2 separate regions of the Homo sapiens genome follow, and region 2 is linked to region 1. A link is a contact called in ENCODE Hi-C or POLR2A ChIA-PET data. All regions are on one chromosome and are shown on one strand. Each heading gives the region's core, a stretch centred on a gene start or an enhancer-like site at or near the end of the contact. The rest is flanking DNA. Distances are from core to core; before and after follow the strand shown. Region 1 has its middle 37 kb from the start of P2RX7. Region 2 overlaps SPPL3 (signal peptide peptidase like 3).

Region 1 (2,837 bases), core at 59-2,558:
CTGGTACAGTGGCTCACGCCTGTAATCCCAACACTTCAGGAGGCTGAGGCAGGTGGATCACCTGAGGTCAGGAGTTTGAGACCAGCATGGCCAACATGGTGAAACTCCATCTCTATTAAAGATACAAAAATAGATTGTGGTGGTGCACGCCTGTAGTCCCAGCTACTCGGGAGGCTGAGGCAGAATCGCTTGAACCCAGGAGGCAGAGGTCGCAGTGAGCCAAGATGGCACCACTGCACTCCAGCCTGGGCGACAGAGCGAGACTCCACATCAAGAAAAATAAATAAATAAATAAATAAATAAATACTGCATGATCTCACTTATATGTGGAATCTAAACTAACCAAACTCATAGAAGCAGAGAGTAGAGTAGAATAGTCGTTGCCAGGGACTGAGGGTTGGAGAAAACGGGGTGTTGTTTAATGGGTATAAAGTGTCAGTTATACAAGATGAGTAAGTTCTGGAGATGTAACGTACAGCGTGTAACAACACTCTGTTGTATACCTGAAATTTCTTAAGAGAGTAGATCTTAAGATCCTTAACCACCCCACCTCCAAAAAAGAAAGAAAGTGGTAACAATGTAAGATGGTGGGTGTTTTAGTTTGCGGTGATCATTTCACAATGTGTATTAAATATCCGGTTGCCCACTTTAAATATATACAATGTTTACTTTTCAAGCATATTCAGATAAAGCTGGGGGAAAACAAACAGCTTTCTGGGGCCATTGTTTGCAGACCCCTGAGTTAGGGCATTGTGTGATGGCTGGGTCAATTTCACTTCAGCATGGTAAGAGGCACGTGACAAAAACTGGCATGAAAGGGGCTGTTGGAACCAAGGGGCAGGAAAGGGCTGCCCTATAGGATCCGCCAGAAGACAGACCGGCATTTCACGAAGTGAGCAAATTCCGGAGGAAATAAAGGATTTCCGTTTTAAGGGGTTGGGAGGCAAGAGAAAAGGCTGAGAGGGTGTGTGTGTCTGAAATGGGGTCTCTGGGTGAGAAAACGTGTGAGATAAAGTGCGAGGCTGGAAAAACGCGCACGTGTGCAGGAGGCGGGGATCTGCTGCACCGAGTGTGCACATTTGCACGAACCGTGGGGGCGTCTGCGGCTGTGGGTGGAGAGGAAATCCTGGATCACACATCTGAGAGAGGGGGTGTGGGTGGGAGTGGGAGAGTATGTAAGAGCGTGGGTCGTGACAGGTGAGGGACTTGTGTGTGCAACTGTGCGTCCTGCGAGAGTGAGGAGGTCTCGGACTGAGGAACTGCGTTCAGTGCTCAGTGGTGAGTTCCCACGCAAGAGCCTGGGGAGTCAACCAGAAAGACCCGCACGCGGGGCGGGCCCAGCGACCTCGGGCGCCATCTGCTGATTACCAGACGCCACTACCTGAGAAAGGCCCCTCCAGTCTCCTCATTGCCCAGCTGCGGACCCTAAGCTGAGCCATAACCGTCCTACCAACCCACGTCAGCAGAAGAGCCCAGTGGGAGGGCGTGTGTTCACTTCTGCTCCTCTGGGCAAAGACGCCCAGGTCAGAAACACCCACCCGACCCTCCCACTACCCAGAGACAGCCCCACCTGCACAGCTCAGAGCAGGACCACTGACCCTCTGGCTCTCCGGTCATATTTGCTATTGAAGACCAGAATAAAGTATTTTTATCAGGATTGAATACATGACTCATGAATGAATAAATTCATTCTCCTTACATATCGGTTCCTATTGAGAAATATGGTGGCTAGAATTTATTTCCTCCGGAAAGAGGAATAAATGTGGAGCCCCTGGGTTTGGTGCTATTTATTACCCATTTCTCTGATGTTGTAAGAAAAGAGAGATTCAGAAGAAATATCACATTTCAGCCCCGAACTTACGTAGCTTGCTGCCGTTCTAGGTGATTTACTTAGATTGGCTTCTGCATTTTGACAAATGAGGAAATTGGGAGAATTAAAGCCTCTGGTTTTAAAGCCTGCTGCTGGGTCAAGTAGAACTGTGACTTTTATTTTTTTTTTTTTAGACAGAGTCTTGCTCTGTTGCCCAGGCTGGAGTGCAGTGGCACAATCTCAGCTCACTGCAACCTCCACCTCCCGGGCTCCCTCAGCGATTCTCCTGCCTCAGCCTCCCAAGCAGCTGGAACTACAGATGCCCACCACCACGCACGGCTAATTTTTGCATTTTTAGTAGAGGTGGAGTTTCACCGTGTTGGCCAGGCTGGTCTCAAACTCCTGACCTCAAATGACCCACCCACCTCAGCCTTCCGAAGTGCTGGGATTACAGGTGTGAGCCACCGTGCCCGGCCCAGAACTATGACATTTTGTTTTTGTTTTTCTCTGTTTCTTTGAAAAGAAATGGAGTGAAGGTGCAGAGATATGAGATAAATTATTTAAACACATTATTATTATTGTTGTTATTATTATTATTATTATTATTATTATTATTGAGTCGGAATTTCACTCTTGTTGCCCAGGCTCGAGTGCAATGGCATGATCTCAGCTCACTGCAACCTCCACCTCATGGGTTCAAGTTATTCTCTTGCCTCAGCCTCCCAAGTAGCTGGGATTACAGGCATGCGCCACCACGTCGGGGTATTTTTTTTTTTTTTTTTTTTTTTTAGTAGAGATGGGTTTCTCCATGTTGGTCAGGCTGGTCTCGAACTCCTGACCTCAGATGATCCACCCACCTCGGCCTCCCAAAGTGCTGGGATTACAGGCGTGAGCCACCGCACCCTGCCTTAAACACGTTATTAAATCAGTAAAATGAAGGGCCTGACAAATAAATGACCACTGAGCTAGGATGTAGAAGACCAAGGCCTGGAAGAAGGGGAGTCTGCCTCTTCTGTCACTGGTGAGC
Region 2 (3,054 bases), core at 216-2,715, 250 kb before region 1:
GTCTATCTAACAAGTATTATTTTAGAATTGCTGTATTATTTTAGTCATCTGCATATTTTCGATGGACTTATAAATTAATCTATATATTTAACATAAGCCAAATTGACAATTTTCATAACTACTACTGATTGTTCCATTTCTCAAAAATCACAATTAAATCCAAAAGGTTACAAAAGGAAAGGTTAGATTTCTCACAGATGCTTTAAATTACTGCTCTTTTACCATAGCTCATTATACCTAATGTGTAAGAAAATAGTAAGGACAAAAATGCCTTAAAAATTTGTGCATAAATTACTTTTTATCACTTTAGTGTAATAACACTAATGATCAATGAGCAAGCTACAGGTGATTTGTGTAACACTCAATTTTGGTTTTTTTTTTGGCCATCTTTCAAGGCCCAGGATGTAATACAAACTTGATTACTATGTAAATATCCATCTCTACAAAAAATTTAAAAATTAGCTGGGCATGGTGGCACATGTCTATATTCTTAGACATGCTCATGGAGGCTGAGATGGGAGGATTGCGTGAGCCCAGGAATTTAAGGCTGCAGTGAGCTATAATCAACGCCCCTGCATTCCAGCCTGAGCAACAGAGATCCTCCCTCTAAAACCAGAGGAAGAAAACAAAAAACAAAAGAAAACAATAATAATAAAAAGTAAAACTAAACCTAAACTTTACCTGATACTCTCTTTCCCTCTAACAAAGTTATTAGAGATGGGCTCAACTCTAACAAGCATCTAAATCAGTACTCTAAAGGTAAAAAATAATTTCAGGTAATCAATACCAACTTCTACAAAGTTGTAGCCAACTGGCAACACAATTTCTGAAGACATTCTATTGTTTAAGTAGATACGAATAGATTAATGAGCCACCACAGAGGCAAGTGAAACAGGATGATCTATCTATACTAGCAATGGCCTAAGGTTACCAAGATATAGCAAATACAGGTAAAATGTAGACATGTTGAGAAGATTTCCTTTGAATTTTACTTAGAAAATCCAAACAGCTCTAAAAAACAGATCAATATATACTCTGTACGAAGTGATTTTTGCACGTGGCATCTGAAAATATGTCCAAGAAAATTTCTAGCTTCTATCAGGCATGCTAGTTAGCTATGAGGAAGCTTGACTAGTGCACAATACATGTAGTCTTTACCTTTTGGGACCAGGAAAATCCTATTTATCCGAGACTCCTAAAAACCACTCTGGGTTACAGGTTCTGGATCTTCTCACACATACCCTCCCCCTACAATTCTCATGTCCTCAGGCCTTACCACTTCTTTGTGACAGCTGCTGCTTTATAAAGACATAATTCTAGCGTGAAGTATTTCTACTGGAAAATCTGGGATTGACAGGATGTTGACAAGGACTCAGTAAAAATAACCATTCCTAACAGAGTGTGTAGATACAAACAGGCAGTCACTGGTCAGAAGTTTTCCTCAGCTGAGTCACCCGGCCATGGAAAACCCCAAGTTTGCACCTGAGAGGCTCTGAAATACTACCCTCTGGAGTGCAAATATAAAACACATTAGGCTTGGAGAAACTGTTCTAAAGCAACTTGTTGGACCAGCTAGATTTAGAAATATAATGGATGGTTGGTAAAAGGTAACTCTAGGGGCTGCCAAGGGAACTCAGTTCCAAAAACCCTTCCCATAAAATTAGGCTTTCCAGAGACACACATCTTAGATGTTCCAGAGGTTTATGAGTCCTCTCTGTTGCCCCTTTCAAATCTAAATACTTCCTCAAAGTCTCTAGAGCCATCTGTTAAGGCCAAAGTAAATCTCAACATGTCTACACCACAGAAGTTTATGCCGCATTGTAAGGAAGTCTAAAAGGCCAAATGAATGCACAGCTACTTGGGAGGCTGAGGTGGGAGGACTGCTTGAGCCCAAGAGTTCAAGACCAGCCTGGACAACATAGTGAGACCAGCCTTTAAAAAAAAAAAAAAAAAAAAACAAAAGCCAAATGCTGCTATTCTGGATTTCATACTGTGAAAAAGAATGAAAGAATGTTAGGTTTTTTGACAGTGGACGTTAGGGTTTTTCAAACACTTTCCCTTTTTAAATGTGAGTAACATCCTATATTAGTTTCCTACTGCTGCTGTAGAAATTACCACAAATACTGACTTTACACAAGCTTATTCTCATAGTTGCGGAGGTCATGAATCTGACATCGGTTTTATAGGGCTGGTTCCCTGTGAGGGCTCTGAGGGAAGAATGTGTCCTTGCCTTTTTCATCTTCTAGAGGACCACCTGCATTCCTTGGCTCACATTCCCTTCATCGATCACTACAACCTCTTGTTTCCATCGTCAAATCTGCTACCACTCACTCTGGTGTGCCCACCTCTTCCAAGGACCTGTGTGATTATATTGGGCCAACACAGATAATCCAGGATAATCTCATCTCAAAAATATTAATTTGATGCCATCTGCAAAGTCTCCTTTCCTATATTCATAGGTTCTAGAGATTAGGACATGGACATGTTTTAGGGGTCATTATTCAGCCTACCACACAATTACCAGATTTAAAATTCTATGAAGTATACTTACCTACAGTATCTCGTTTAGATACTTACCAGGTGTTATCATTCCTAATGAATGAGAACGCGAGTCTAGAAACTTCATTGCTTAGCCACAGTGATATAGTCAAAAAACTAGAACTCAAACTAGAGCATATGGCCCTAGAGACCATGTAGCAGCAGCACATACCACTTCTCCTCCACCAGGCTGCCTGTAAATCACTGGCCTTTGGCCTCTCATTTTCTCATACAGTTTTTTTTTAAAATCATACTCATAGTCCAAACTGCAATCTACCAAAAAAAGTAGCCCACATCAGAGATTCCTCAAATGTTCTCAGGTCATGGCTCCCTTAAAATCTCAGTCATTTTTTTTTTTGTGGCATACCTGAGGCCAAAAGAAATGCCTAATAGCTCTGTTCAGTCGAAGCAGTATTTGTGTCCTAATAGCTCAGGAGCTTCTGGGCACTCCACCACTTCTCAAATCTTAGAATCAGATGGGACACTGCCACTCTCGTTTCCTGTTTCACATTCTTT

Evidence for each region. A loop is a pair of places that touch in the nucleus more often than their neighbours do. ChIA-PET counts read pairs that join two places held with the same protein, here RNA polymerase II (POLR2A). Pooled maps may share reads with other maps.
Region 2: a map of CD4-positive, alpha-beta memory T cell shows a loop between it and region 1 (3-fold over the local background). The contact joins two enhancer-like sites. A Hi-C loop is called at or near these places in 2 of 168 maps with a recorded cell type or tissue (CD4-positive, alpha-beta memory T cell and naive thymus-derived CD4-positive, alpha-beta T cell) and 9 of 50 pooled maps. POLR2A ChIA-PET finds 5 or more read pairs at or near these places in 1 of 52 experiments (activated naive CD4-positive, alpha-beta T cell).

What each region holds. Positions count from the first base shown.
Region 1 is chr12:121,094,768-121,097,604 of GRCh38, forward strand. No RefSeq gene overlaps it. Among named protein-coding and RNA genes, the nearest start is that of P2RX7, 37 kb to the right of the region's middle. Within about 2 kb of position 1,309, at least 4 of the 41 ENCODE cell types and tissues checked have a DNase peak (open chromatin) inside an H3K27ac peak, as active enhancers do.
Region 2 is chr12:120,848,557-120,851,610 of GRCh38, forward strand. The region is part of intron 1 of SPPL3 (signal peptide peptidase like 3); the gene reads right to left. Among named protein-coding and RNA genes, the nearest start is that of SPPL3, 54 kb to the right of the region's middle. Within about 2 kb of position 1,466, at least 12 of the 41 ENCODE cell types and tissues checked have a DNase peak (open chromatin) inside an H3K27ac peak, as active enhancers do.